Linked DNA regions of Homo sapiens: region 1 is linked to region 2. Evidence: chromatin loops called from intact Hi-C (ENCODE). Cell type or tissue: OCI-LY7. All regions are shown on one strand. Each heading gives the region's core, and the rest is flanking DNA. Links, peaks and the distances in the headings are about the cores only.

What was found. Peaks named below come from ENCODE experiments on the same cell type or tissue, not always from the same donor. Only the 100,000 strongest peaks of a DNase experiment are listed, where the experiment ranks them.
Region 1: a loop joins it to region 2, with 7 times the contacts of the local background. A loop is called at or near these places in 6 of 110 quality-filtered maps.

Annotation. Positions count from the first base shown.
Region 1 is chr9:97,942,094-97,958,085 of GRCh38, forward strand. It overlaps a transcript of HEMGN not described here. Among named protein-coding and RNA genes, the nearest start is that of HEMGN, 12 kb to the left of the region's middle. In OCI-LY7, for the core only: no CTCF peak of the experiment used is centred there; a DNase peak (open chromatin) is centred at 8,938; H3K4me3 peaks cover 488 bases.
Region 2 is chr9:98,028,758-98,044,749 of GRCh38, forward strand. It overlaps the pseudogene RNU6-918P and a transcript of TRIM14 not described here. Among named protein-coding and RNA genes, the nearest start is that of NANS, 20 kb to the right of the region's middle. RefSeq lists enhancers at 6,048-6,157, 6,750-7,949, 7,128-7,197, 7,278-7,417, 11,555-11,634 and a silencer at 8,783-8,832. In OCI-LY7, for the core only: CTCF peaks have their summits at 6,168 (motif pointing left), 6,367 and 10,341; DNase peaks (open chromatin) are centred at 6,154 and 10,344; H3K4me3 peaks cover 1,622 bases; H3K27ac peaks cover 1,220 bases.

The DNA of each region.
Region 1 (15,992 bases), core at 4,431-12,430, 85 kb before region 2:
TTTCACAAGTGTTTCATTGGATCCTTGAAGCAGACTTATAACATAGCTATTATTGTCCTCATTTTTCTGATGAAGAAACTGGTGCTCAGTGCATTGAGTGATATAACTAAGATCACAGAGTGAGACTGGTAGTTCGCACCAGAAGCTGGGCCTTCAGCCTCCAATTCCCTCTAATTCCTTCTTTTTTTTTTTTTTTTTTTTGTTTTTGAGATGGGGTCTCACTCTGTTGCCCAGGCTGGAGTGCAGTGGCACAATCACAGTTCACTGCAGCCTCTACCTCCCTGGGCTCAGGTGATCCTCCCACCTCAGCCTCCCAAGTAGCTGGGACTACAGGCATACACCACCATGCCTGGCTAATTTTTTGTATTTTTTTTGTAGAGATAGGGTTTTGACACATTGCCCAGGCTGGTCTTGAATTCCTGGGCTCAAGCAATACCCCTGCCTTTGCGTGCCAAAGTGCTAGGATTACAGGCATGAGCTACCAAGCCCAGCCTGGCCCTCTTCCTACTAGAACAAACTAGGTATTGAGGGAGAGAGTTGCTTTCCTGCTTCCTGACCATCTGGAGCAGGTGTAAGTATTGAGAATTTGGTCATACATTTCAGAGGCCTGACTGAACTGGGCAAATGAAGGAGGGAGGAAACACATTGCTGAAACTTCTGCCCTAGGGCCCTTTAAGATGGGGGTGAAAAGGGAGCACAGGAAAAAATAGCTCAGGCCATGTACTGGATACTGTTTAGTCAAAAACAAGACGGGGTAAAAGTGCCCCAAAGCTAACGCCATTTAAGGCTATATTGATAAAAATTATAGCGCCTCCAAAACCAGAGAGATGAGAGCCCTGGTACACTTTGGTTTGTCATGCCATAGTCAGAGAGCCATACTGTGAAGACCATATTATATGAAAGCATACACTGAAAAGAATGAGGGGTACAGGGCTCTATCATTTTCCTGGCTGGGTAACTTGGGGAAAATCACTTAATTCTTTCTGATCCTCAGTTTCTTCCCTTGTAAAATAGAGAAAGGTAATACCTCATGGGGATTCTGTGAGGATAAAAGAGATCATGGGAGCTTTTTATAAAATGAAAAACACGGCAGATATAAGTCCCATCAACCCGGACAGTGTTGATAGTGATATTAGAGTGTTCTAATGATGCACCTGGGCAATTTCCTAAAATACATTTGGGTGGAAAAGTCATGGAAGGGAACACAATGGACACTTGTTTTTCTTAGCATTCCTTCCTTGCTGACATACTTTTTCAAAGCTTTTAAATACTTTTCAAAGACTGGATCAAGCTTTGCTTTCCTAAGTGGAGAAGGAGAAGGACAGTTTCTTGTTCCCCTCTCTCTCAGTCTGTTGATGCATGATAAATGACTTCTGTCTGCTAAAACAGATGCTGCTGTACACATATAGATAACATGTTCTATAACTTAGAATGGCTGTAGCCTGCCTTTCAATCTAGTTTGTCCCAAAGTCCCTCCTCTGGAATCCTCCCACAAATGCTCCTTCTGTTAGAGTATAGACAAACATCTCTGAATAAACACTGATGAGTGGTCATTTATCTGGGGAAGAGCAATTCTGGTCCCACCTTGAGCCTCCCCCTTATCCCTGTCCTTTCATTTCTGAACTTCTTGAACTAGTAATATATTCTCAGTGTCTCCTTTTCCCCCTACACCATTTCATTGCTTTGCATATGTAATCTAGCTTTTTCTTTCACTCATTCTCTCATAAATCATCAATGATTTCCTAATGGCCAAATCCAGTGGTCCATTCTCAGTTCTTCTTTTTTGACCTCTCTGCAGCTTATAATTCCTCTGAGTACTCCTATCCTCCATGAAATTTGCTCCACTTTTGGCCTCTCTGATGGTGTGGAGCCTCTCTGATGGTGTGGTGTTCTCACCTCTCTCTCCCTTCTCCTCCTCCTTGCTCACAGGCTTCTCTTTCACTCCCCTAGGTATGGGAGGTGTTTTCCAAGAGTCCCTGATCCTTTTGAGTTAATACTCTTACCCAAAGACAGTTGATCCAACTATATACTTTTAGCTACTACCTCTTTGCAGATGTCTTCTAAATAAATATGTCTGAGTTCTAAGATCACATTTCCAAGTGTTTCTTGGTTATCACTTATTAGCTGGATGTCCCACTGCACCTCAAACTTAGCATAACTAAAAGCAAATATATGTTCCCCCCTAAAACTAGGCTCCCTGTGCTTTATTTCTGTTAGAATAGTAGTACCATGCCTGGCCATCTAGTTCTTAGCCTTCAGAAGTCTCTTTGACTCTGCCTCTTCACTTTGTCTCTCACATTCAGCTAGATACAGTTCTGCCAGTTCTTTCTTCCCAGTGTCCCACATGCTCATTCCATCTTTTCCTGTCCTATACCACCATCCCAGAGAGGGGCCTCAACTTCTCATTGGAAGCATTGGAAAAGCTCCCTAAGTGGCTATCTGCTTTCATCTGCCCTCACCCTCCCAAGTCCATCCTGCACAAACATCCAGAATATTCCTGCTACAGCTGGCTCTGAACCAGTCACTTCCATGTTTAGAATCCTGTAAAGCCTCAGTATTGCCTGCAGAATAAAGACTAAATTTCCCAGTCTGGCATTTAAGTCTAACTTCCCAATGTTCTTTCCCATTACTTTCCTGGAACTACCCAATGTTTCCATTAAATAGTACCACTTGCCTTCCCTGTTTTGCCGTGAATCTTTCTAACACCCACAGTACCTATCTTCATAACTTCTGGTTGTTCAGTCTTCTGTCATATGTCTGCCGATCCAGATAGTGAGTGCCTTAATCACAAAGCCTTTGATGATGATGATGATGACAACGATGACAATGATATGATGAGACTTTAGTCACTCTACAAACTCATAATGGGTAGCTGACACTTTATATGCAGTATCTCATTTCATTTTTCCAACTAATAGTATCCCCATTTCACTGATAACAAAACCATGGTTTAAAGAGGTTATATCCCTAGATCACATAAACTCATGAGTGGCAGAATTAGGGCTCAAAACTAAGGCTGTCCGACTGTAAAGTTTAGGGATTTAACCATTCTGTTCTATTCCCTTTAATTGCCTAGATGTGGTCTCTCCTTTCTGAGCTATAACCATGCTTGATTTTAGCCTCTTTTGTAGTGAATGTTACATAACTTTTTTGCACATCTTTATATATATATATATATATATATATATATACATCTTACCATACATATATATACATATATATATATATATATACATCTTACCATACATATATATACATATATATATAAATACTTTAAGTTCTAGGGTACATGTGCACAACGTGCAGGTTTGTTACATAGGTATACATGTGATATGTTGGTTTGCTTCACCCATTAACTCGTCATTTACATTGGGTATTTCTCCTAATGCTATCCCTCCCCCTGCCCCCCACCCCCAGACAGGCCCCAGTGTGTGATGTTCCCCTCCTTGTGTCCAAGTGTTCTCATTGTTCAATTCCCACCTATGAGTGAGAACATGCAGTGTCTGGTTTTCTGTCCTTGTGATAGTGTGCTCAGAATGATGGTTTCCAGCTTCATCCACTTCCCTGCAAAGGACGTGAACTCATCCTTTTTTATGGCTGCATAGTATTCCATGGCATATATGTGCCACATTTTCTTAATCCAATCTATCATTGATGGACATTTCAGTTGGTTCGAAGTCTCTGCTATGGTGAATAGTACTGCAATAAACATATGTGTGCATGTTTCTTTATAGTTGCATGATTTATAATCCTTTGGGTATATACCCAGTAATGGGATCACTGGGTCAAATGGTATTTTTAGTTCTAGATCCTTGAGGAATCACCACACTGTCTTCCACAATCGAACTAATTTACATTCCCACCAACAGTGTAAAAGCATTCCTATTTCTCCACATCCTCTCTAGCATCTGTTGTTTCCTGACTTTTTAATGATCGCCATTCTAACTGGTGTGAGATGGTATCTCACTGTGGTTTTGATTTGCATTTCTCTGATGACCAGTGATGATGAGCATTTTTTCATGTGTCTGTTGGCTGCATAAATGTCTTCTTTTGAGAAGTGTCTGTTCATATCCTTTGCCCACTTTTTGATGGGGTTGTTTGTTTTTTTCTTGAAAATTTGTTTAAGTTCTTTGTAGATTCTGGATATTAGCCCTTTGTCAGATGGGTAGACTGCAAAAATTTTCTCCCATTCTGTAGGTTCCCTGTTCACTCTGATGGTAGTTGTGCTGTGCAGAAGCTCTTTAGTTTGATTAGATTGCATTTGTCTATTTTGGCTTTTGTTGCCATTGCTTTTGGTGTTTTAGTTATGAAGTCCTTGCCCATGCCTATCTCCTGAATGGTATTGCCTAGGTTTTCTTCTAGGTTTTCTATGGTTTCAGATCTAACATTTAAGTCTTTAATCCATCTTGAATTAATTTTTGTATAAGATGTAAGGAAGGGATCCAGTTTCAGCTTTCTACATATGGCTATCCAGTTTTTCCAACACCATTTATTAAATAGGGAATCCTTTCCCCATTTCTTGTTTTTGTCAGGTTTGTCAAAGATCAGATGGTTGTAGATGTGTGGTGTTATTTCTGAGGCCTCTGTTCTGTTCCATTGGTCTATATCTCTGTTTTGGTACCAGTACCATGCTGTTTTGGCTACTGTAGCCTTGTGGTATAGTTTGAAGTCAGGTAGCGTGATATCTCCAGCTTTGTTCTTTTTGCTTAGGATTGTCTTGGCAATGCGGGCTCTTTTTTGGTTCCATATGAACTTTAAAGTAGTTTTTTTCCAATTCTGTGAAGAAAGTCATTGGTAGCTTGATGGGGATGGCATTGAATCTATAAATTACCTTGGGCAGTATGGCCATTTTCACAATATTGATTCTTCCTATCCATGAGCATGGAATGTTCTTTCATTTGTTTGCGTCCTCTTTTATTTTGCTGAGCAGTGGTTTGTAGTTCTCCTTGAAGAGGTCCTTCACATCCCTTGTAAGTTGGATTCCTAAGTATTTTGTTCTCTTTGTAGCAATTGTGAATGGGAGTTCACTCATGATTTGGCTCTCCGTTTGTCTGTTATTGGTGTATAGGAATGCTTGTGATTTTTACACATTGATTTTGTATCCTGAGACTTTGCTGAAGTTGCTTATCAGCTTAAGGAGATTTGGGGCTGAGATGATGGGGTTTTCTAAATATACAATTACGTCATCTGCAAACAGGGACAATTTGACTTCCTCTTTTCCTAATTGAATACCCTTTGTTTCTTTCTCTTGTCTGATTGCCCTAGCCAGAACTTCTGACACTATGTTGAATAGGAGTGGTGAGAGAGGGCATCCCTGTCTTGTGCCAGTTTTCAAAGGGAATGCTTCCAGTTTTTGCCCATTCAGTATGATATTGGCTGTGGGTTTGTCATAAATAGCTCTTATTATTTTGAAATAAGTCCCATCAATACCTATCTTATTGAGAGTTTTTAGCGTGAAGGCTGTTGAATTTTGTCAAAGGCCTTTTCTGCATCTATTCAGATAGTCATGTGGTTTTTGTCATTGGTTCTGTTTATGTGATGGATTACATTTATTGATTTGCATATGTTGAACCAGCCTTGCATCCCAGGGATGAAGCCGATTTGATCGTGGCGGATAAACTTTTTGATGTGCTGCTGGATTTGGTTTGCCAGTATTTTATTGAGGATTTTTGCATCGATGTTCATCAAGGATATTGGTCTAAAATTCTCTTTTTTTGTTGTGTCTCTGCAAGGCTTTGGTATCAGGATGATGCTGACCTCATAAAATGAGTTAGGGTGGATTCCCTCTTTTTCTATTGATTGGAATAGTTTCAGAAGGAATGGTACCAGCTCCTATTTGTACCTCTGGTATAACTGGGCTGTGAATCCATCTGGTTCTGGACTGTTTTTGGTTGGTAGGCTATTAATTATTGCCTCAATTTCAGAGCCTATTATGGGTCTATTCAGAGATTCCACTTCTTCCTGGTTTAGTCTTGGGAGGCTGTATGTGTCCAGGAATTCATCAATTTCTTCTAGATTTTCTAGTTTATTTGTGTAGAGATGTTTATAGTATTCTCTGATGGTAGTTTGTATTTCTGTGGGATCAGTGGTGATATCCCCTTTATCACTTTTTATTGCATCTATTTGATTCTTCTCTCTTTTCTTTTATTAGTCTTGCTAGCGGTGTGTCAATTTTGTTGATCTTTTAAAAAAAAACAGCTCCTGGATTCATTGATTTTTTGAAGGGTTTTGTGTATGTGTGTGTCTCTATCTCCTTCAGTTCTGCTCTAATCTTAGTTATTTCTTGCCTTCTGCTAGCTTTTGAATTTGTTTGCTCTTGCTTCTATAGTTCTTTTAATTGTGATGTTAGGGTGTCCATTTTAGATCTTTCCTGCTTTCTCTTGCGGGCATTTAGTGCTATAAATTTCCCTCTACACACTGCTTTAAATGTGTCCCAGAGATTCTGGTATGTTGTATCTTTGTTCTCATTGGTTTCAAAGAACATCTTTATTTCTGCATTCATTTCATTATTTACCCAATAGTCGTTCAGGAGCAAGTTGTTCAGTTTCCACGTAGTTGTGCGGTTTTGAGTGAGTTTCTTAATCCTGAGTTCTAATTTGATTGCACTGTGGTCTGAGAGACAGTTTGCTGTGATTTCTGTTCTTTTACATTTGCTGAGGAGTGCTTTACTTCCAAATATGTGGTCAATTTTGGAATAAGTGTGATGTGGTGCTGAGAAGAATGTATATTCTGTTGATTTGGGGTGGAGAGTTCTGTAGATGTCTATTAGGTCTGCTTGGTGCAGAGCTGAGTTCAAGTCCTGGATATCCTTGTTAACCTTCTGTCTTGTTGATCTGTTTAATATTGACAGTGGGGTGTTAAAGTCTCCCATTATTATTGTGTGGGAGTCTAAGTCCCTTCGTAGGTCTCTAAGGACTTGCTTTACGAATCTGGGTGCTCCTGTATTGGATGCATATATATTTAGGATAGTTAGCTCTTCTTGTTGAATTGATCTCTTTACCATTATGTAGTGGCCTTCTTTGTCTCTTTTGATCTTTGTTGGTTTAAAGTCTGTTTTATCAGAGACTAGGATTGCAACCCCTGCTTTTTTTTTTTTTTTTTTTTTTGCATTTGCTTGGTAGATCTTCCTCCATCCCTTTAATTTGAGACTATGTGTGTCTTTGCACATGCGATGAGTATCCTGAATACAGCACACTGATGGGTCTTGACTCTTTATCCAATTTTCCAGTCTGTGTCTTTTAATTGGGGCATTTAGCCCATTTACATTTAAGGTTAATATTGTTATGTGTGAATTTGATCCTGTCATTATGATGTTAGCTGGTTATTTTGCCCGTTAATTGATGCAGTTTCTTCATAGCATTGATGGTCTTTCCAATTTGGCATGTTTTTGCAGTGGCTGGTACTGGTTGTTCCTTTCCATGTTTAGTGCTTCCTTCAGGAGCTCTTGTAAGGTAGGACTGGTGGTGACAAAATCTCTCAGCATTTGCTTGTCTGTAAAAGATTTTATTTCTCCTTCACTTATGAAGCTTAGTTTGGCTGGATATGAAATTCTGGGTTGAAAATTCTTTTCTTTAAGAATGTTGAATATTGGCCCCCACTCTCTTCTGGCTTGTAGAGTTTCTGCTGAGAGATCCGCTGTTAGTCTGATGGACTTTCCTTTGTGGATAACCCGACCTTTCTCTCTGGCTGCCCTTACATTTTTTCCTTCATTTCAACCTTGGTGAATCTGACAATTATGTATCTTGGGGTTGCTCTTCTCAGGGAGTATCTTTGTGGTGTTCTCTGTATTTCCTGAATTTGAATGTTGGCCTGCCTTGCTAGGTTGGGGAAGTCCTCCTGGATAATATCCTGAAGAGTATTCTCCAACTTGGTTTCATTCTTCCCGTCACTTTCAGGTATGCTGATCAAACGTAGATTTGGTCTTTTCACATAGTCCCATATTTCTTGGAGGCTTTGTTCATTTATTTTTACTCTTTTTTCTCTAAACTTCTCAATTTATTTCATTAATTTGATCTTCAATCACTGATACCCTTTCTTCCACTTGATCAAATTGGCTATTGAAGCTTGTGCATGCATCACGTAGTTCTCATGCCATGGTTTTCAGTTCCATCAGGTCATTTAAGGTCTTCTCTACACTGTTTATTCTAGTTAGCCATTTGTCTAATCTTTTTTCAAGGTTTTTAGCTTCCTTGAGATGGGTTCAAACATCCTCCTTTAGCTCGGAGAAGTTTGTTATTACCGACCTTCTGAAGCCTACTTCTGTTAACTCATCAAAGTCATTCTCTGTCCAGCTTTGTTCTGTTGCTGGCGAGGAGCTGCGATCCTTTGGAGGAGAAGAGATGCTCTGGTTTTTAGAATTTTCAGCTTTTCTGCTCTGGTTTCTTCCCATCTTTGTGGTTTTATCTACCTTTGGTCTTTGATGTTGGTGACCTACAGATGGGGTTTTGGTGTGGATGTCCTTTATGTTGATGTTGATGCTATTCCTTTATGTTTGTTAGTTTTCCTTCTAACAGTCAGGTCCCTCAGCTGCAGGTCTGTTGGAGTTTGCTGGAGGTCCACTCCAGACCATTTGCCTGGGTATCACCAGCAGGGAGGCTGAAGAACAGCAAATATTGCAGAACAGCAAATATTGCTGCCTGATCCTTCCTCTGGAAGCTTTGTCCCAGAGGGGCACCCGCCTGTATGAGGTGTCAGTCGGCCCCTACTGGGAGGTTTTTCCCAGTTAGGCTACACAGGGGTCAAGAACCCACTTGAGGGGGCAGTCTGTCCATTCTCAGAGCTCAAACACCATGCTGGGAGAACCACTGCTCTCTTCAGAGCTGTCAGACAGGGACATTTAGTCTACAGAGGTTTCTGCTGCCTTTTGTTCAGCTATGCCCTGCCCCCAGAGGTGGAGTCTATAGAGGCAGCAAGCCTTGCAGCAGTGAACTGGTGGGCTCCGCCCAGTTCAAGCTTCCTGGATGCTTTATTTACCTACTCAAGCCTCAGCAATGGCGGATGCCCCTCCCCATGCCGGGCTGCTGCCTCGCAGGTTGATCTCAGACTGCTGCACTAGCAGTGAGCAAGGCCCCATGGGTGTGGGACCTGCCGAGCCAGGCACAGGATATAATCTCCTGATGTGCTGTTTGCTAAGACTGTTGGAAAAGTGCAGTATTTGAGCAGGAGTGTACTGTTTTTCAGGTACAGTCTGTCACGGCTTCCCTTGGCTAGGAAAGGGAAATCCCCTAGTCCCTTGCACTTCCCAGGTGAGGCGACACCCATCCCTGCTTTGGCTTGCCCTCCGTGGGCTGCACCCACTGTCCAACCAGTCCCAGTGAGATGAACCAGGTACCTCAGTTGGAAATGCCGAAATCACCCATCTTCTGCATCAATCACACTGGGAGCTGCAGACCAGAGCTGTTCTTATTAGGCCATCTTGGAATGGACCTCTAATATTTTTTATTTTATTGCTTATGTGTACACATCTTTTCTATTATATTCACTCAGCAAACATTTATTAAGCATTTATTTCTTACTAACCCCTTTGCTAAGAATTGGAGACAGAGAGAGAAATCAAATGAGAGTCTTTTCCTTCAAGGAACTCACAGCCTAATTGAGGGTGGTAGACAGCAAGTAAACCTGGATTTAGAATATAATACAGTGTGATAATGTTCTTTCTTTATTTACTTATTTAAGAGACAAGGTCTTGCTCTATCACACAGGCTGAAGTGCAGTGGTGCAATCATAGCTCACTGCAGCCTCTAACTTCTGGGCTCAAACGATCCTCCCGCCCCAGCATCCTGAACAGCTAGGACTACAGGCACATGCCACCATGCCCAGCTAATTTTTAAAACATTTTTTTGTAGAGATAGCATCTCACTATGTTGCCCAGGCTGGTCTCAAACTCCTGGCCTCAAGCCATCCTCTTGCCTCAGTTTTCCAAAATGTTGGGATTACAGGTGTGAGCCACTGCACTCAGCCCAGTGTGATAATTTTAATATCAATATTTCTAAATGTTCTGAGCATAGAGATGGGGTGCTTAATGCTGCTACCATGGGATTGGAAAGACAAGGCTATTACATTGTTCATCCTATGGGTATAATTGTCTTTATTCATACTGCCTTGGAAAGACCCTGCCATCAGTCAATCAGTTGGGAAATGAAGAGGCATTATATGTATATAATAGTGTTACATTCACTTTTATTTATTTCACAGAAATAATAATAGCCAATATTTAAAGTACTTGCTTATCACATCTCAAGCACTGCTCTAAGCACTTTACGTATAGTAACTCATTAGTCTTTACAACAGTCTTTAAGGTAGGTGCTATTGATACCTCTATTTTATAGAAGAAGCAACTGAAGCACAGGCTTTAAATCTGTGCTCTAAGACACTCTCCTAGTAAGTAGCAAAGGTAGGTGGCTTGAATCTAGAGGCCATATGCTTAACCACCTTCCTCTCCTATCTCTCAATTCTACTTCCTTAGTATTTAATAAAATAAGGTAGCAATATATTTTCTTTTGTAATTCTTTCCCTCTCCTTTCTCCCCTTTCTCCCCCTCCTTCACACTCCCTCTGTTTCCATAATGATTTGTTGACTACCTATTCTATGCAGGGTGTTGGGGACGCAAAGGCAAATATAACAACAACAACAGCAAAAGACATACTTAGAAAATTAAGGGAACACTGAGGAGAGAGATGTCTAAACAGGATGGAGAGAGGAGGTCAAAGAAGCCCTCCTGGAAGAGATGATCTTGAGCTTAGTTTTGAAGGGTGAATAGGAATCAACTACTAGGATACAGCAAGGCTTAGGGGAAAAAACACAGGCTCTGGAATCAGATCCAAGTTCATTCAAATCAAGTTGTGTGTGACCTTGGGCAAGTTACTTAAAATCTTCCAGGCTCAACTCTCTGCGTATGTAGAATAGGCATTATAATACCTACCTTTTGGCCAGGTGCAGTGGCTCACGCCTGTAATCCCAGCACTTTGAGAGGCCGAGGTGGGCCGATCACCTGAGGTCAAGAGTTCAAGACCAGCCTGACCAACATAGTGAAACCCTGTCTCTACCAAAAATACAAAAATTAGCTGAGCATGGTGGTGCATGCCTGTAGTACCAGCTACTTGGGAGGTTGAGGTGGGAGAATCAGTTGAACTCAGGAGGTGGAGATTGCAGTGAGCCAAGATCGTGCCACTGCACTCCAGCCTGGGTGACAGAGCGAGACCTTGTCTCAAAATAATAATAATAATATCTACCTTTTAAGGCTGTTGTGAGAATAAGAATGATGACTTACGGAAAGCATCCTGCACAGTGCCTGCCACAAAGCAGACCGTATGTGCTGGCTGTTATCATGATTGTTTATAATCTCATTAATAAAAAGTGAAATAGAACCACCAAATAATAAAGCTAAGCAGAGCATTAAGAGTTATTATGTAGATAAGGAAATGGAGACCCAGAGAGAAGCCAGTGTCACACAGGCTGAGTGGCAGTTGGAACTGGAATCCAGATCTTCTGACAGTCTACTTTTTTCTTCGCCTATCTGACATTCCAAACTCCTTTGTTTACAAGTCAATCCACCTCATCCCCCAGGATAACAAAGAAGTTCTCAAACTTTCCAATTGTTTGTACTCTACCTTTGTGATTTTTACCATGTTCTTGTATTGACGTGCTTTTATGCTATTATTTACTTAGTTTTTTTTTTTTTTTCAAATAAACTCATTTTTACTAAAAGTACTTTAAATTAAACTTTAGCTGGGGCAACAGAGAAACCTCATCTCTACCAAAAAAAATTTTTTTTTAAATTAGCCAAGCATGATGGTGTGTACCTGTGTTCCCAGCTACTTGGGAGGCTAAGGTGGGAAGATTGCTTGAGCCCAGGAGTTCAAGGCTGCAGTGAGCCATGATCACACTACTGTACTCCAGCCTAGGTAGCAGAATAAGACCCTCTCTCAAAAATAAATAAATAAATAAATAAGCAAATACAGTGAAAATTTCATATCATTATCGTAAATGGAAAACCAAAAATATCACCTGTGAAATCATAGGTTTGTGGTATAATATAGTTCTTCAAAGACATCTTAAAATAAATACTGAAATATTAAAATAAAAGGCGTTTCATCAAAAATTATCTGCGCTGCCCTGAGTGGCATGCATACTACTTCTTAGGAAATGCTGGCCTATAGAGTGAATTATTTTCCTTTCACAGAAATTCTAGATCATGTACAAATCTATCCTAAAACAAAACTGCCCTTTTCAGTGGCTGGTTTATATTCAGAAGGCACAGAACATAAGACCCAACTCACTCCCTGGCCTGCCACCGACCCACTGTTATTCGTATCAGCTATCACTGGTCCTTAGTTGAATACTAGTCTCACCTCTTTTAGCTAACTTCTCTACTCCTTGGAGTTTTAGATCCCTGGCATAAAACATGTACTAGAACCTAATATGATAAAGTGCATTTGTTTGGAAACTTCAGCACCCTGTTTCTAGCAGATTCTATCACATGGACTTGGGGTTTAGAGTTGGGATAACCTAGATCAGTTCCTGCCCAAAAGGGACCACTGCTTCCAAATGCAACCTTCCAAATGGTTCCATTCCAGGTGGCTGCCAGTGGGCCTGTGAACCAATTGAGGTACAGGTGCTTCTGGCTAGAACTGCTGCCACTAGGTGGACATAAATGGCAATTGCACCATTCTGACCTGTCAACTAGGTCATGAGCCCTGGCTCCAGCACTTTCCCTTAGAGGCAGTTGGCCTTTCTCTGTTAATTCTCTGACACCCTCTGTTCCCCCTTCCTCCAAGTCCTCCTCTGGGTAAGTTAGCACTGGGGATGTTTGCATACCTAGCACTTAGCTAACTGATATTCTGTCACAACCTGCTCAACAAATGTTAGGCTTTTTTGTATTTTGTTAGAATTTAGTGACACTTAGGTTATATTTTTAGCCAGGTTGGAGAGGGAAAAGGAGGAGTTACTTTAGCATGCAGGAAATGTATTGCCAGGTCTTTCTTGCCTGGCATTCTCCTAAGCATCTGTGAATACCTTTAACACACAGCGTTCAGGATCTGATCTGATCTGATTTTATCAGCTTGTATCCTGGGCAAAGCCAACAAGAGGATGAAGAACATTTTGTGCTTCTTCATGTTCTGTATCATTACCCTTTATTGTTAGTGCTCTCATCTCTTTCTAAAGAGGCCAGCCTTGCTCAACCATGGTAGACACCTGTGTGGGAGTCACATAGCAAAGTCTGATGCACCACTGGAAGTAAAGAAGGTCTGGTCTAGAACTTTGTAATGAGGGTCCCCCCACCATCAGCAAGAAGTACATCTTATTCATATGTTTAAATATCAGAATGTTCTTGTGATCAAGAGAAAAATTAAAACAAACTCAGACAGAATCTCCATCCTCAAAGACTGCTAGGAACATCAAGAATTACCCACAGTTCTTGTTTTTTGTATTTTTTTTTTGTTTTATTTTGTTTTGTTTTAAACAGAGTCTCGTTCTGCCACCCAGGATGAAGTGCAGTGGCGAGATCTCTTGGCTCACTGCAACCTCCACCTCCTGGGCACAAGCAATTCTCTCGCCTCAGCCTCCTGAGTAGCTGGGATTACAGGCGCAAGCCATCACACCTAGCTAATTTTTGTATTTTTAGTGGAGACGGTTTTGCCATGTTGGCCAGGCTGGTCTCGAACTCCTGACCTCAGGTGATCCGCCCGCCTTGGCCTCCCAAAGTGCTGGGATTACAGGTGTGAGCCACCACGCCTGGCTTAAGAATTAAGCCAGGTTCACGCCTATAATCCCAGCACTTTGGGAGGCCAAGGCGGGCGGATCACAAGGTCAGGAGTTCAAGACCAGCCTGACCAATATGGTGAAACCCCGTCTCTACTAAAAATCCAAAAAAAAAAAAAAAAAAAAATTAGCCAGGCATGGTGGCGGGTCCCTGTTATCCTAGCTACTCAGGAGGCTGAGGCAGGAGAACCGCTTGAACCTGGGAGGCAGAGGTTGCAGTGAGCCAAGATCGTGCCACTGCACACCAGCCTGGGTGACAGAGCAAGACTCCGTCTCAAAAAAAAAAAAAAAAAAAAATTACCCATAGTTCTATCTGAAGGGCCTGGGACTTCCTGATGAAAACAAAAATAGGATATCACTTTTATAGCAGCCTATTAGACAACAAAAATAGAATATCATTAAAATTGGAGACTGCATTTCACGTCTGTGTCAGAAACACTAACTAATAGGAGCAATTGTCACCCTGAAAAGTATGTGGTGCAGTGGTTAGAACCTGGACTGCAAACAGAAGAAAGTGGGGTATCTATTTCCATCAAGCTGCTATTAACTCTGATTTTGCCCAGTTCAAGTAGATGTACAATACTTTGTTCTTATGCAGGGAGGCTGGGGAGAATCCTGTCAGGCAGAGCTTAAACAACCTCTCCATCCAACCAAGGCAGATTGTCCTTCCTAGAAAATCATCCACCTACACTGACCTATCAAAAACTCCCTTAGCACACCCACTACCAAATATGGCACCCAAATGAATTTAGTCATCTCTCAGAAGAAATGAATCAAGTGAACCTTCACTAATCCAGTCAATTTAATTCCCCCTTAATGGGAATTAAATTAAGAACTGAATAATGCATGATGACATTTCTGCTTTCTAGTCTTATATAGAAATTATTCCTCTAGCTTTAAATCATGGTTATCTCTGATAGAGGAAATGAACAATTGATCAAGTAATAGGAGTGCCATGTTGTAGGAAGTGAAGGAGTAGAAAAACTAGAGTGAGAAGTAGGTGATAGAATAAGTAAATAATGAGCTTGAGACTCTTTGATAAGCCAGACAGGGATGCTGGGCTGGGCAGGAGAGCTATTTGTTTTGGAAATTACTTAGCTGATCATTTCAGGAGTTACATGAACCTGGGACACAGTAAACACTAAATTTCATAGAATGTCCTGCCTGGAAGAAATCTGTAATTTCATTTAGCCAAACTTCCCAAGAGATGCCTGAAAGCCTTCTATAGACTCAATTTGCTAGAAAATGTTTCTGATTTTAAGCATTCTATTAACACGAAACCCCAGCAAATATTTAAAAAATAACTCCCATGTGTTGCAGTTCTGATTATTACTTCATAGCCGTAAGAATGGGACTTCACCTTTATGATCCTTTGCTTACAATGTATGTGACCTTGGGCCAGTCATTTCACCTCTCTGGACATTAGTTTCTTTATGTATAAATAACAACTCCAGCCCTGCCTTGCCTGCCTGCCACTCAGGGTAAATAATGGGCTAAAGAAGGTAATATTCAACCTGAGCAATATCATGAGATCCTGTCTCTACAAAAAAAAAAAAAAAAGAAAAAAAAAGCCAGGGCTGGTGGTGCCGGCCTCTAATCTCAGCTACTCAGGAGGCTGAGGTGGGAGGATCCCTTGAGCCTGGGAGGTTGAGGCTGCAGTGAGCCGTGATCACACCATTGCACTCCAGCCTGGATGACAAAGTGAGACCCTGTCTCAAAAAAGAAAAAAGATCATATTAGTGGAAGTCTCTTGGTAACCATTAAGGTATGGTGGACATTTTAAAATACTGTATAAGGCCGGGTGTGGTGGCACATGCCTGTAATCTCAGCACTTTGGGAGGCTGAGGTGGGTGGATCACTTGAGTTCAGGAGTCAAGACCAGCCTGGGCAACATGGCAAAACCCCATCTCTCCAAAGAAAAATAAAATAAAAAATAAGCCGAGCATGGTGGCCCGTGCCTGTGACACCAGCTGCTCAGGGGGTTGAGGCCGGAGGATCGCTTGAGCCCTGGAGGCGGACGTTGCAGTAGCGGAGATCACGCCACTGCACTCCAGTTAGGAAGACGGAAGTGAAACCCTGTCTCAAAAAATAAATAAAATTAAAATTAAGGCCGGGCACGGTGGCTCACGCCTGTAATTCCAGCACCTTGGGAGGCCAAGGCGGGCGGATCACGAGGTCAGGAGAGCGAGACCATCCTGGCTAACACGGTGAAACCCCGTCTCTACTAAAAA
Region 2 (15,992 bases), core at 3,140-11,139:
GGAGGATAGAGAATTTAAGTTTGATATAAAGAAAAAATAAGGAACAAAAGAACAGACCTGTGAATCAGTGGAAAGGTCTTTGCAGACAAAGATGGGACTGTTGGTACTTGTGAATACTGCAGAAAGAGATCCTAGCTCCATATACAGGTTGGACAAAATGAGGGCTGAAGTGCCTTTCAAAGATTTAAATTCTTGATCCCATCCCACATTTTATTTTATGGCGAGGGGGTGCACAATTTACAAATGAACTACATATTTCTGATTGAGAATGGCTAATAAAATTCTCATTATTTCATTCAAGGTCCCTAAATACCCACTGTGTTCCAAGCACTGGGTTGGGACACAGCAGATCTGAGTTCCATACACTAAGCCTTTTCCACTTAATGTCAGTTATTTAAATGGATCAGGTCAAGTGCGATAGTGCGCACCTGTAATCTTAGCTACTCAAGAGGCTGAGGTGGGAGGATGGCTTGAGGCCAGGAATTGGAGGCTGCAGTGTGCTATAATCACACCTGTGAATAGCCACTGCACTCCAGCCTAGGCAATGTGGCAAGATCCCATCTCTAAAAATAAAAATAAACAATTTTAAAAGGGCTGGGCATAGTGGCTCACATCTGTAATTCCAGCACTTTGAGAGGCCAAGGCCGGAGGATTTTTTGAGGCCAGGAGTTTGAGAACAGCCTGGGCCACAAAGTAAGATCCCCATCTCTACAAAAAAAATTTAAAAATTAGCTGGGCATGGTAGCATGTACCTGTAGTCCAGTTTCTTGGGTGGCTGAGGCAGAAGGATCCCTTGAACCCAGGAGATCAAGGTTACAGTGAACTGTGATCACACCTCTGTACTCCAGCCTGGAGTACACTGGGCAACAGAGTGAGACCCTGTCTCTTAAAAAAAATAAAAAATAAAAAATGGGATCAATTTCTGTATAAGTCATTGTTTGCACTCACCTTGTTGGTAAACTGGGAGCAGCTGCGGCTGGAGGACAGTTGAGGCATGTTATCTTGGGATTGCTGAATGCTGCAGTTCACAGTGGGGAGGATCTCCACTTCATTCCTTCTTTACCATCTCAAGAGCTCCTGAGAAAGCTGGAGGTTTGGCCGGGTATGGTGGCTCATGCCTGTAACCCCAGCATTTTTGGAGGCTGAGGCGGGCAGATCACTTGAGGCCAGGAGTTCAGGACCAGCCTGGCCAACATGGTGAAACCCTGTCTCTACTAAAAATACAAAAATTATCTAGGCATGGTGGTGCGCACCTGTAGTCCCAGCTATGTGGGAGGTTGAGGCATGAGAATCTCTTGAACCAGGAGGTGGAGGCTGCAGTGAGCCAAGATTGTGCCACTGCACTCCAGCCTGATCGAGAGAGTGAGACTCCATCTCCAAACAAAAAAAAAAAAAAAAAAAAAAAAAAAAGGAAAAAGAAGAAAGGTGGAGGTTTTTGGAGCATTCTCAGAGTGCAGTATTTGTTTCTAAGTCTCAGCAGGGGATGTAGAGATGGGGCAGAGGCAGGTGGTTCTTCCATTCCACCCCAAACCTCACTGGACTCAGACTCTCAGGGATACACTATAATGACTGCTAACTTTGGTAGCACCTGCACCTAGTGTAGCTTCCTAATGCTTCCGTGAATCCCAGGGAGAACACTGTAAAATGATCATATGATCTTTTATTTCTCACTTAATTCATTCTGTGTCATTCCATTGGTTTGTGAATTGTGTCAATAGATAGAAAGTTTGGACTGTGGGTGTCTGGAAATATATCCACCCCTTCTACATTAATTCTTATGAAAAAATATTTTATTCACCTTTTTTACTGTAAGATGAATTTCCCAGTAATGTAACCTTGATGCAAATAAATGCTCTAACCGTTGTGCCAAAAGTTGCAATTAATAAACCCAATGTCTTGTTCTTCTTCTCAACCCAATTCTAAAATGAGGGTTTTCTCTAAGATGCAAATTCTAACACACACGAATAATCTTCTCATATAAGGTTGATGGTTTCTCTAACACAAAACTCTTAACAGTCTGGATATAAAGTGGCTGTACTAGGATGTATTCAATTTCATAAAGTTCTCTACAGCTTGTAGCTCCATTAGAAACAAATCTCAGCGTCTCAAAAACCCTCAGAAAACTAGGAATAGAGGGAACTTCCTGAATTTGATTAAGAACATCTACAAAACCCTGCATTTAATACTATACTTAATGGTGAAAAATGGAATGCTTTCTTTCTAAGATTGGGAACAAGGCAAGGATGTCCACTCTCACCACTCTTATTCAACATACAACTGAACATTCTAGGCAGTGTAACAGGCAAGAAAGAAAAGAAAAGAAAAGGCACACATTTCAGAAAGGCAAAAATAAAATGGTCTGTATTTGCAGATGATACGATGTGGTAGAAAGTCCCAAAGAATCTACACACACACACACACACACACACACACACACACATACACACACACATACACACATACAAAATTCCTAGAATCTATATACTAATGAACATATGGAAACCAAAATTAAAAATAAAATACCATTTATAATCACTCAAAACATGGAATATTTGGGTGGAAATCTAACAAAACATGTATAGGATTTCTATGCTGAAAACTATAAAATGCTGATGAAGGAAATCAAAGAATATCTAAATAAACTGAGAGGTAAAACTGTGTTCATGGGTTGGAAGACTAAACATAATAAAGTTGTCAATTATTCCCATATTGGCACACTTTCTATCAAAATTCCAACAAAATCTATTTCTTGCAAATATTGACAAAACTTTTCTAAAATTTATGTGGAAAGGCAAAGGAACTAGAATAGCTAGAATAATTTTAGATGGTTTATTAAAATTTAGCTAATTTTAGAGAAAAATCAGTCTACCTAAGTTCAAAACCTGTTATATGGTCACAGTGTGGTTCTGGCCCAGGAATAGCACACAGATCAATGGAACAGAACACAGAACTCGGAAACAGAGCCACACAACTATTTTTGACTGCTGATTTTTGACAAAGGTGCAAAAGCAATCAATGGAGACAAGTCTTTTCAACAAATGGTGCTGAAGCAACTGGACATCTATAGGCCCCAAAATCAACCAAACAACAAAACTTTGACATAAGTCTCATATATTGTACAAAAATTAACTTAAAATGGACCTCAGTGCCAGACGTGGTGGCTCACGCCTGTCATCCTAACACTTTAGGAGGCCAAGGAGGGAGGATCACTTGAGGCCAGAAGTTTGAGACCAACATGGCAAGACCTTGTCTCTACAAAAAACACAAAAATTTGTTGAGCATTGTGGGGCACACTTGCAGTCCCAGCTACTACAGAGGTTGTGGTGGAAGGATCGCTTGAGCTTGGGTGATGGAGGCTGCAGCAAGCTATGACTGCATCACTGCATTCCAGCCTGGGTGACAGAGCAAAATCCTGTCTCAAAAAAAAAAAAAGACCTCAGACTAAAATGTAAACATAAGACCATAAGACTTTCTGCTCACTTTGGCAACACATAAACCAAAACTGGAATGATACAGAGTAGATTAGCATGGCCCCATGTAAGGATGATATAAAAATTTGTGAAGCATTTCATATTTTAAAAACAATTCTATAAAAAATTTAGAAAAAAAAAAGAAGCACAGGAGAAAACATTTGGGATCTAGAGTGAGACAAAGAGCTCTTAAACTTAGCCCCCAAAACATGATTCATAAAAGGAAACATTTATATATTGGACTTTGTCAAAATTAAAAGCTTTTGCTCTGCAAAAGACCTTGTAAAGAGGATAAAAAGACAAGCTACAGCTACAGACTGGGAGAAAATATTTGCAAACCACATACCTGACAAAAGGACTAGTAACTAGAAATATGAAGCACTCTCAAAACTCAACAGCAAAAAAACAAGAATAGAATTAGAAAATGGGCAAAAGACATGAAGAGATTTCACTGAAGAGGATATACAGAAGGCAAATAAGCACATGAAAAGATGTTCAACATTATTATTAGCCATTTGGGAAATGCAAATTAAAATCACAATGAGATATCACTGCACTCCTCTCAGAATGGAAAAAATGAAAAATAAGGACAACACCAAATGCTAGTGAGAATGCAGAGAAACTGATCAATTATATATGTCTGGTGAGAATGTAAAATCATACAGCCACTCTGGAAAACAGTTTGGCAGTTTCTTATAAAAATGAAACATGTGCCAGGCACAGTGGCTCACGCCTGTAATCCCAGCACTTTGGGAGGCTGAGGCGGGTGGATCACTTAAGGTCAGGAGTTCGAGACCAGCCTGACCAACGTGGTGAAACCCATCTCTACTAAAAATACAAAAATTAGCCGGGCATGGTGGTGCATGCCTGTAATCTCAGCTACTCAGGAGGCTGAGGCGGGAGAATCGCTTGAACCCAGGAGACAGAAGTTGTGGTGATTGAGATCACACCACTGCATGCCAGCCTAGGCAACAGAGTGAGACTCCATCTCAAAAAAATTAAAATAAAATAAAAAATAAATAAAAAGGAACACACTACCCATACACAAAACAACCAGGATGAATCTCCAGGGAATCATGCTGAGGGAAAAAAGCCAGCCCCCAAAGGTTACAGAACTGCATGGTTCTGTTTATTAAAAACCCTCTTAAAATGACACAATTATAGAAATGGAAAATATTAGTGGTTGGCAGAGGTTAGGGAGGGGGTGGGGCTGGAGGGAAGTGGGTGTGGCTATACAAATCAAAATGATGGGTTTATTGGGGTGTTATGGGGTGATTCAGAAAATCCAAGGAAGGGTCTCAAAAGAGTTGAAACTGGGCAGCTCTGGGCAACTCAGTTGGCAGAAGTTTATGGACTTGCCATTCCTCATGATTTCCGGGCTACAGAGTCATCATTAGCAGAGAGAATCGTGAGAGAAGAGAACCTGGTTGATAGAGCTTTGGAAGGATAGCCAAACATCAAGGCTGGGCACAATGTCTCATGCCTATAATCCCAGCACTTTGGGAAGCTGAGGTGGGAGGATGACTTGAGCCCAGGAGTTTGAGACTAGCCTGGGTAACATGGCAAAACCCCATCTCTACCAAAAAACATTATCTGGGCAGGGTGGCACACATTTGTGGTCCCCAGCTACTCAGGAGGCTGAGGTGGGAGGATCACTGAGCCTGGGAGTTCAAGGCTGCAGGTGCCACTGCATTCCAGCTTGGGTGACAGAGTGAGACCCTGTCTCAAAAAAAAAAAAAAAAATCCACATCCTTGTTATTATTTATCTTTCCAATTTTAAATATCCTAGCAAGTGCGAAGTGGTATCTCACCATGGGTTTGGTTTGCATTTCCTGATAGTTAACTATGTTGAGCATCTTTTCATGTGCTTATTGACCCAGAGATGATCTTCTATCACATGTCTGCATCAGGTTGGTCAGCTTCCGGGGACAGTATCACACGGCGGAGCCCAAGTTACTATGGGGCGCTCTGGTTCCTGGGGTTGTTTTCAGAGATGACCATGAGGAAGCAGTGTGGTGAGAAAGGTCTCCCATGAAGATACGGATTTTTTTTGTTTTGTTTTTGTTTTTTTTCGAGACAGGGTCTTACTCTGTTGCCCAAGCTGGAGTGCAATGGCACGATCTTGGCTCACTGCAATATCCACCGCCCAGGTTCAAGCGATTCTCCTGCCTCAGCCTCCCAAGTAGCTGAGACTACAGGCGCCCACCACCACACCCAGCTAATTTTTGTATTTTTAGTAGAGACGGGGTTTCACCATGTTGGCCAGGCTGGTCTCGAACTCCTGACCTCAGGTGATCCTCCTGCCACTGCACCTGGGGAAATTTTGAAGCCCTAGAATGGAGGAGATTCCCAATGACAGTGAGGGAGAAGCGTGAGAGTTGTGAAAGCTTTGGGGACCCTTTGAAGTTAAGGGTGAGATGAGAAGGTGGAGACACGTCAGACCAACTGTCCTAACTGGGTACGGGGAGGGGCAGGACCAGCCAAACTAGGGATGAGGCCAGTGACAGGGATAAACTGTCAAGATGAGGTCTGAGGGTGGGAAGGTCCCCGCAGGTTGCGGGCGGTGGAAACAGGCATGGGAGCAGGGGCTCAGGAATGAGACCCCTCCCTGAGTGTTTCGGCAGGTCTGAGCCAACGGGGCCTTACACACCTCTTCTCACGTAGTCCTCACTACTGCCCTCTGGTGGTGGCTGTCTCCATTTCACAGGGGAGGACGTTGAGAAGTTCCTCTGCGTGAAAGGACAGAGCTGGGAGGTGAACCCCGGCCTGAATTATCCAAAACCCTGTGCACTTCTCAGGACACTGTAGTGTTCCAGGACCCCATAGGGACCCAGTGAGGGAAGAGATTATTATCATTTGGAAGACATTTGGGGTGGGGGTCTCAGCCAAAACATCAACTCATCAGAAAGACTCCTCTTGGCCACCCATCTAAAGAAGGTCCCTTTCCTCATTTCTCACGCGGCACTCAATTAGTTTCTTCACTGCCCTCATCATAATTCAAGACCATATAGTTATACGTGAATATAGTTTACTTTTATTGTAAACTACAGTTTGCAGGAAAAGGACCGTGGAGGCCTCTTTTGTTCCGCATTCTATCCCCAGCACCTGCTGTGGTACCAGGCACGCAAGCAGGCACTCGAAACTGCTTTGGTGGATGCAGCAGTGGGGTGCACTGGAAAACGGAGGCAAATGAGGGATGTCAGAGGTCACAAGCCTCCACCAGAGACTGAAGGTGTTGACTTTCACCCCCCACACCCTCCAGAGTGTGATGGGGGGTTTGCTCTCTCAGGGTCAGCATAAAAATGATGCTTATGTTACAGGGATGAGAACCAAGGTTGGGGAAGCAGAAAGTAGGTGGTGTGACCAGCGAGGGTGTGATCAGCAAGGGTGCCGAAAATGGGACAACTGACAGCCTTGGAAGAAGCAGGTTCTTTGGCCATGGGACCTGAGGCAGGCCCTCAGCAGCTGGGGTTGGGCAGCTTGGGTGGCTCCATGCTTCACTTCTTCCTCTGAGGAACTGGCCAGAAAGCTGACTTCAGCGACGACTCAGGGAACAGTCAGGTTCACCCAAGGGGCAGAATGTGGCCTGAGAACAGATGAAGTCAGTTACGCCTCAGTCATCGCTGTCATATTTTCTCTTCTGCACTTGCTCATTCAGAAAATATTTATTGGCATCTACTAGGTATTAAGAAGTCCTTGTAGGCCGGGTGTGGTGGCTCACGGCTGTAATCCCAGCACTTTGGGAGGCCGAGGTGGGTGGATTACGAGGTCAGGAATTCGAGACCAGCCTGACCAACATGGTGAAACCCCATCTCTACTAAAAATACAAAAATTAGCCAGGCGTGGTGGCATGTGCCTGTAATCCCAGCTGAGGCAGGAGAATCGCTTGGACCCAGGAAGCGGAGGTTGCAGTGAGCAGAGATCGTGCCATTGCATTCCAGCCTGGGCAACAGAGTGAGACTCTGTCTCAAAAAAACAGAAAAAAAGAAAAAGAAAAAGAAAAAAAGAAGTCCTTGTAATGCCAGCACTTTGGGAGGCCGAGGCAGGCAGATCACCTGAGGTCAAGATTTTGAGACCAGCCTGGCCAACATGGTGAAAACCCATCTCTACTAAAAATACGAAAATTAGCCAGGCCTGGTGGCATGTGCCTATACTCCCAACTACTTGGGAAGCTGAAGCAGGAGAATCGCAGGAATCTGGGAGGCAGAGGTTGCAGTGAGCCAAGATCATGCCACTACACTCCAACCTGGGTGACAGAGTGAGACTCCATCTGAAAAAAAAAAAAAAAAAAATGCTAGGCAAGGTGGCTCACATCTGTAATCCCAGCACTTTGGGAGGTTCAGATGGGTGGATCACCTGAGGTTAGGAGTTCAAAACCAGCCTAACCAACATGGAGAAACCCCATCTCTACTGAAAATACAGTATTAGCCAGGGGGATTGGGGGCTCATGCCTGTAATCCCAGCTACTCAGGAGGCTGAGGCAGGAGAATTGCTTGAACCCGGGAGGCAGAGCTTACGGTGAGCCCAGATCGCACCATTGCATTCCAGCCTGGGCAACAAGAGTGAAACTCGGTCTCAAAAAAACAAAACAAAACAAAAAGTCCTGTGCTTGGTGCTGGGGATAGAGTAGGAGAGAGTCCATGCCCTGATCCCCTGGCCCCGTAGGACACAGTGACAATGCAAGGCTCCAGGCAACCTCAGGCAGAGGCCTGACCTGACTTGTCACCTTGTCTCTCTAGGGCTTTGCCCTGGGTTCAGTGCTGGGAAGGTACTCCAAATGGTTCCTTAACTGAAGGCGCCTACACTCTAGAGGGAATGACAGACAAAAGAGGCAGATGTCATAAAGGGTGAGAAGTGGGCAAAGAAGGGGCCGGGCACGGTGGCTCACACCTGTAATCCCAGCACTTTGGGAGGCTGAGGCAGGAGGATCACTTGAGGTCAGGGGTTTGAGACCAGCCTGGCCAACATGGTGAAAGCCTGTCTCTACTAAAAATACAAAAATAAGCTGGGTGTGGTGGCAGGCACCTGTAATCCCAGCTACTTGGGAGGCTGAAGCAGGAGAATTGATCAAACCCAGGAGGTGGAGGTTGCAGTGAGCTGAGATCGTGCCACTGCACTCCAGTCCGGGCGACAGAGCAAGACTCCATCTCAAACAAACAAACAAACAAAAAAAAGTGGGTGAAGAAGAGGGTCTTGTGGGAGCCCAGAGATGGTTACTGGGGAGATCAGAGAAAGTTCTGAGAGGAAGCAGCTTGTGCACTGAAGGACCTGCAGACAGTAGCCAGGCAAGGCTCAGTGTGGGAGGGTGGAGGAGTGGGGAGTGTGCAGGAACAGGAAACAGGCTGTGCCAAGACCTGGAGGTGACAGAACATGATCCTTTAGGGAACTCAAAATAGTTCTGTGTAGCTGGAGCACAGAGTGGCAAAAAATTAGGCAGGAGTCCTAAAGGCTAGAAGAAGTTTTCTAGGAGCCAACTTCAAAAGGAGCTTGGCACAGTTGGGGTAGCCACTGGGGCCTCAAACTCCAGAGGGTCTAATCTGGAAACTGGACCCCCATCCTCAACCTTGACCCCGTGACCTAGCACTCTGGGTACTCTAGCTTCTCCAAACTAAGTTCTTCCTTGCCTTCTCCTGTTAACAACAGGAAAGAGTCTGGTTTAATATGTTGTTATTACTTGTTTTTCTTTGAGATGGGATCTCATAATGTTGCCCAGGCTGGCCTCTAACTCCTGGGCTCAAGCAATCCTCATGGCCTCAGCCTCCCAAGTAGCTGGAAGGCTACAGGTACATGCCAGTGCACCCGGCTCTTATTTTTATTTTTATTTTATTGTATTTTATTTTTGAGATGGAGTCTTTCTGTGTCACCCAGGCTGTAGTACAGTGGCATGATCTCGGCTCACTGCAACCTCCACCTCTTGAGTTGAAGCTATTCTCCTGCCTCAGCCTCCTGAGTAGCTGGGATTACAGGCACGAGCCACCATGTCCAGCTAATGTTTTGTATTTTTAGTAGAGATGGGTTTTCACCATGTTGGTCAGGCTGGTCTCAAACTCCTGACCTCAAGTTATCTGCCCACCTAAGCCTCCCAAAGTGCTGGGACTACAGGCATGAGCTACCAAGCCCGGCCTAATTTATTTTTAAAGAACTTCCTACATGTTCTCAGCCATTTGGACAGATTGAACATTGATTCATTATCCAAGCAGAAAAAGCACCAGAAACTGACTTTAAATCCAAGAATAAGAGTGGAATGAAAATTGATTCTTTCCTCTTTACTATAGTAAGACAAAGTACTACGTTACTTTACTGAAAATTTTTATTTAGTCACAAATGAGCCTAACTTGCTTTCGTGAGATGACTATTTTTAAATGTGATTTCTCTTTTTTCCTTTTAATTTCCACTTATTCACAAATTATACAAAACTGCAATAGCTTTCTTCAGTCAAAAGCGACTGAGTTACTTTAGTGCTGGATTTCATTTTCTCTGTGATCAGAGTCCGCTGCTCAGCCTCACCCCAGAATGTGAAGGCCATTTAAACCTGAGACACGGCCAGGTGTGGTGGCTCATGCCTGTAATCCCAGCACTTTGGGAGGCCGAGGCAGGCGGATTATGAGGTCAGGAGTCTGAGACCAGTCTGGCCAGCATAGTGAAACCCCGCCTCTACTAAAAAATACAAAAATTAGCCAGGTGTGGTAGCAGGTGCCTGTAGTCCCAGCTACTGGGGAGGCTGAGGCAGGAGAATCGCTTGAACCCAGGAGGCAGAGGTTGCAGTGAGCCGAGGTCGCGCCACTGCACCCCAGCCTGGCGACAGAGAGAGACTACGTCTAAAAAAAAAAACCAAAAAAAACCTGAGACACTAAACACATGCCCTCTAGAGTAGCACACCCGTATTTCATGCATGATAAGTGAACCTGCTTCAACCTTCCTCCCTCTTATTTTTACTTTTAGAGACAGACTCTCACTCCATTGCCCAGGCTGGAGTGCAGTAGCATGTCACGGCTCACTGCAGCCTCCACCTCTGGAGGCTCAAGCAATCTTCCTGCCTCAGCCTCTTGGGTAGCTGTGTAGCTGGGACTGAAACTGCCTTTGCAAAATTATGACTGGGACAGTGAAAGAGCTCTAACTTAACTGACTCCAACTTGCTTCTAACCTCCAAGCTGTCCTTGTTCATTCCTGGGCGTAGGCTGAACTAACTTTGGGAGAAAATTAGTTTATAGTTTAAACAAAGACAGTAACAGCCCTTTCCCAAAGCAGACCTCCTTCTTGCCTGGGCTCTAGATTGCCTTTGTAGGACTAATATTAGACATAAGATTAGAAATTATGGTTCAAGAGTCACACAGCTGGAGGGGGACAAGATTCTGACCCTCCCTAAACTGCTCCTAAGGTCACTGCTTGAGATATTTTGCAGACGCTGCACTTGATGGATCAGCTGGCCCTACCCAGATCGATAAACTGGCTCAGCTGATCTTGCAGCCCCGACCCAGGAACTGACTCTGTGCAAGAAGAGAGCTCCGACTCCCTATGATTTCATCCCTGAACAATCAGCACTCCGGCTCACTGGCTTCCCCCACCCAGCAAGTTATCCTTAAAATCTCTGCTCCCTGAATGCTCAGGGAGACTGATTTGAGTAATAATGAAACTCCAGCCTCCCGCACAGCCGGCTCTGCATGAATTACTCTTTCTCTATTGCACTTCCCATGTCTTCATGAATTGACACTGTCTAGCAGCGGGTAAGGTGAACCCCTGGGTGGTTACAGGACCACAGGCACGCGCCACCATGTCTGGCTAACTTTTTTAGTTTTTGTAGAGACCAGGTCTCACTATGTTGCCTAGGCTGCTCTTGAACTCCTGGGCTCAAGTGGTCCTCCTGCCTCAGCCTCGCAAAGTTCTGAGATTACAGGCATGAGCCACTGTACCCGGCATCTCTCTCTTTCCTTTGGTTGCCTCCTGTTGGTCTCCAAACACGCACTTCCTCAGAACCCCTCAACTCTTTGGATTCCTCCAGCCCAGGGTCCATTTTCCACCTGCTTTGACAACTGAGCTTTTTCAAGAAAGGGCTATTTTCACTTTTTCTATTTCTTCAACTCCCCTTTGCCACCAAATCTGCTGTCTCCAAGTGGCCCCTGATCCCCATGGCCACTGGTGTCTTCTCGTTCCTCATTCTCCTGGACTGCTCGGGGCCTTTGATGTTGTGGGCCTCGCCTCCTCAGGACACACACCTGCTCTGTCTCCTGCTTGTTTCTCCCAGGGCAGCTGCACCTGCTGTCTCCTCTGCACTGCTTAGCCCCCGGCATGCGCTCTCCTGCAGCAGTTGGGCCTATCCTCGGTCTTTTTCCAACTCAGAGTAGCTCCCAGATCCCTCTCCACTCAAGACCTCTGCTCTGAGCTTCCACATTGCCTTTCTTCCTGCCTGGGGGCAGCTTCACCTGCGTATTTTCTTTTCTTTTTTTTTTTGAGACGGAGTCTCGCTGTGTCACCCAGGCTGGAGTGCAGTGGCGCGATCTCAGCTCATTGCAACCTCTGCCTCCCAGGTTCAAGCAGTTCTCTGCCTCAGCCTCCCGGGTAGCTAGGATTACAGGTGCCCGACATCACGCCCGGCTAATTTTTGTATTTTTAGTAGAGAGGGGGTTTCACCATCTTGGCCAGGCTGCTCTTGAACTCCTGACCTCTTGATCCACCCGCCTCGGCCTCCCAAAGTGTTGGGATTACAGGCGTGAGCCACCGTGCCCAGTGATTTTTTTATTTTTAGTACAGACAGGGTTTAATCATGTTGGCAAGGCTGGTCTCAAATTCCTGGCCTCAAGTGATCCACCCACCTTGGTCTCCCAAAGTGCTGAGATTACAGGTGTGAGCCACTGTGCCTGGCCAGTATTCTCATCTACAGTTTTAGTATAGTATTTAGGGGAACAGTGTACTATTAGGTAAATAATGAGCTCTAGGATGAGGAATAAAATTCCCAGTATTAAAAGTAAAGATTTGAAAGCATTAGTTTGGGGACTTGTAACCCACAAATAATTTAGGATTTAGTCCAAATTGCAGGAAAAAAAAAACTTAAGAACAACTAACAACAGGTGTACTATAGTTGTTTTTGAAGCCAATTTTTTCTCTCTCCATTCTTCATTTTTATTAAAGATTTGTATTTTTAGTAGAGATGGGGTTTCACCATGTGGGCCAGGCTGGTCTCAAACTCCGACCTCAGGTAATCCACCCGCCTCGGCCTCCCAAAGTGCTGGGATTACAGGCATGAGCCACCTCACCCAGCAATAAGGACATCTTTTTTTTTTTTTGAGACTGAGTTTTGCTCTTTTTGCCCAGGCTGGAGTGCAATGACATGATCTTGGCTCACTGTAACCTCCGCCTTCTGGGTTCTAGTGATTCTCCTGCCTCAGCCTCTGGAGTAGCTGGGATTGCAGGCATGTGCCACCACGCCAGGCTAATTTTGTTTTTTGTTTTTTGTTTTTGTTTTCGTTTTTTTTTTTGAGATGGAGTCTTGTTCTGTCGCCCAGGCTGGAGTGGAGTGGCACAATCTCGGCTCACTGCAAGTTCCGCCTCCCAGGTTCACGCCATTCTCCTGCCTCAGCCTCCCGAGTAGCTGGGACTACAGGAGTCTGCCACCACACCCAGCTAATTTTTTGTATTTTTAGTAGAGACGGGGTTTCTCCATGGTGGTCAGGCTGGTCTCGAACCCCTGACCTCAGTGATCTGCCCGCCTTGGCCTCCCGAAGTGTTAGGATTACAGGCAAGAGCCACCGCGCCTGGCCTAAGGACATCTTTTAAAAAAAAGTTTTCCTGGCCGGGCGCGGTGGCTCATGCCTCTAATCCCAGCACTTTGGGAGGCTGAGGCGGCGGATCACAAGGTCAGGAGATCAAGACCATCCTGGCTAATCTGGTGAAACCCTGTCTCTACTAAAAATACAAAAAATTAGCCGGGCGTGGTGGCAGGAGCCTCTAGTCCCAGCTACTCGGGAGGCTGAGGCAGGAGAATGGCGTGAACCCAGGAGGCGGAGCTTGCAGTGAGCCAAGATGGTGTCACTGCACTCCAGCCCAGGCGAACGTGCCAGACTCTGTCTGGAAAAAAAAAAAAAAAAAAGTTTTCCTATAATTTTTAAATTGGAAAATTGCCTGGACACTTAGTATCTATTATTAATCTTAGATCTCAAATTATATGACAAGTTTGTTTTTCAAGCATTTATTCCATTACATTTACCTGATTATTTAATAGTTTTCCTAGATTAACTGTGATATCGAATAAGCACTAAACCACTTGATCAATAAATGCAAACAAAAATGCTAACAATTCTTAAAACATTTCTAATGTTATTTTACCTATAATGTTAAAGTCAGCTTATTTATTAAAGAGCTTACTTAGGCTGGGCGCAATGGCTCAAGCCTGTAATCCCAGCACTTTGGGAGGCCGAGGAGGGCAGATCATGAGGTGAAGAGATTGAGACCATCCTGGCCAACACGGTGAAACCCCGTCTCTACTAAAAATACAAAAATTAGCTGAGCATGGTGGTGCGCACCTGTAGTACCAGCTACTCAGGAGGCTGAGGCAGAAGAATCACTTGAACCTGGGAGATGGAGGTTGCAGTGAGCCGAGATCACGCCACTGCACTCCAGCCTGGAGACAGAGCGAGACTCTACCTCAAAAAAAAAAAAAAAGAGTTTACTTAAGTCATGCAATCTTGAAAAAGCATTTGATTAGTCTTTCTTTTTTGATAAAGTATTTGATTTAAGCACTTTTATTTTTCTTTAAGCCAGTTAATTAGAACTCATACATTTTTAGTAGTGAAACATTGTGTATACAACACATAAATACATAGACGTATTAGGCATGCCAATAGAAGTACATCTTATAGACTCATAAGACCTCTTTTTTTCCCCCTATTTAGACTTGCAAATTCTTGATAACCTGTTTCTTTACTCTAGGGAATTGTCAGCTGACTAGCCCTAAATTTGCATTTTTTTTTTTTTTAGATGGAATCTCGCTCTATTGCCCAGGCTGGAGTGCAATGGCGCGATACTGGCTCACTGCAACCTCCCCCTCCTGGGTTCAAGCGATTCTTCCGCCTCAGCCTCCCGAGTAGCTGGGATTACAGGCATGTGCCACCATGCCCAGCTAATTTTTGTATTTTTAGTTTTGCCATGTTGGCCAGGCTGGTCTGGAACTCCTGACCTCAGGTGATCTGCCCACCTCAACCTTCCAAAGTGCTGGGATTACAGGCATGGGCCACCATGCCTGGCTAATTTGCATGTTAAAGCAAACAACTCTTAGGTGAAAAATCAGATAGCAAAATTTACATCTCTAAATTCAGAGAGGAAAAAGTCTGGTGTGCTAGAGGGAAGTTAAAACTGATTTAATTGCCAGTTAAACATAAAATTATAGAAATCTATCATAAAGGAAATACACACACACAGACACACATACACACACACAGAGAGAGATCCTATAGCTTTTACTTCAGAACTCTAGCCATGAGATAAACACAAATTCACTGGCTTGCAAAAAAAAAAAAAGTTTGGATCTAAACAGTGGTTTTTATCTCAGTAGAAAAGTAACAGCAGAGTTAAAGCAAGCAGAAAAGAAAATAGAGAGAAAGAGAACTTAGAAATTCTGTGGACCTTTGGGCTCTTTTTCCTTAATGCAGTGGTCATCTTGTGCACAAAGACCATAATATTTCCATTTTACACAAATTCTAACAAGTAGAGGTGCCATAACACTAAGAGTGCCCCAAAAGGGGTTACTCTTCTTGTTTTCTCCGCCTTCTTAGATTATTTGTTTCCTTTTTTTTTTTTTTTTTTTCTTAAAAGGAGGAACTGAGCTGTGTCCTAGGGCTTTTGTGGAGTGGGTCAAAGTGTGTGCTGCTTGAGGGCAGCACTCCATAGTGTGTCACCACTGAGGTGTTACTGCCCTCTTAGCGTCTCAGTTTCTGACTCTGCAGGTCTAAGCCCCTTCAGGAGGGCTGAAAGTGCGGAGTCATCAGCTTCCATATGCCCTTCCTGGACAAGCCTTTTTAAAACTAATTTTGGTGAGGGTTCCCTGTAGGGCCGTTGCACGTCATGAGGGTCAACCCTCCAGACACTCCCATGTGGCCCCCGGTCACCCAGGGGCGCCTTTCAGCTAGCAAGGGCAAAATGCCCTTTCTCTTTTTTTTTTTTTTTTTTTTTTTTGAGAAAGAGTCTTGGTCTGTCACCAGGCTGGAGTGCAGTGGCACCATCTCGGCTCACTGCAACCTCCAACTCCCTGGTTCAAGCTATTCTCCTGGTTCAGCCTCCCGAGTAGCTGGGATTACAGGCACGCGCCACCATGCCCAGCTAATTTTTGTATTTTTAGTAGAGATGAGGTTTCACCATGTTGGCCAGGATGGTCTTGATCTCCTGACCTCGTGATCTGCCCGCCTTGGCTTCCCAAAGTGCTGGGATTACAGGCATGAGCCACCGTGCCTGGCTGCAAAATGCTCTTTCTCTTGGATGCTGAGTAAACTCAGTCTGTCATTTACCTATGAAAACAACAGTTCAGTTCCTCAC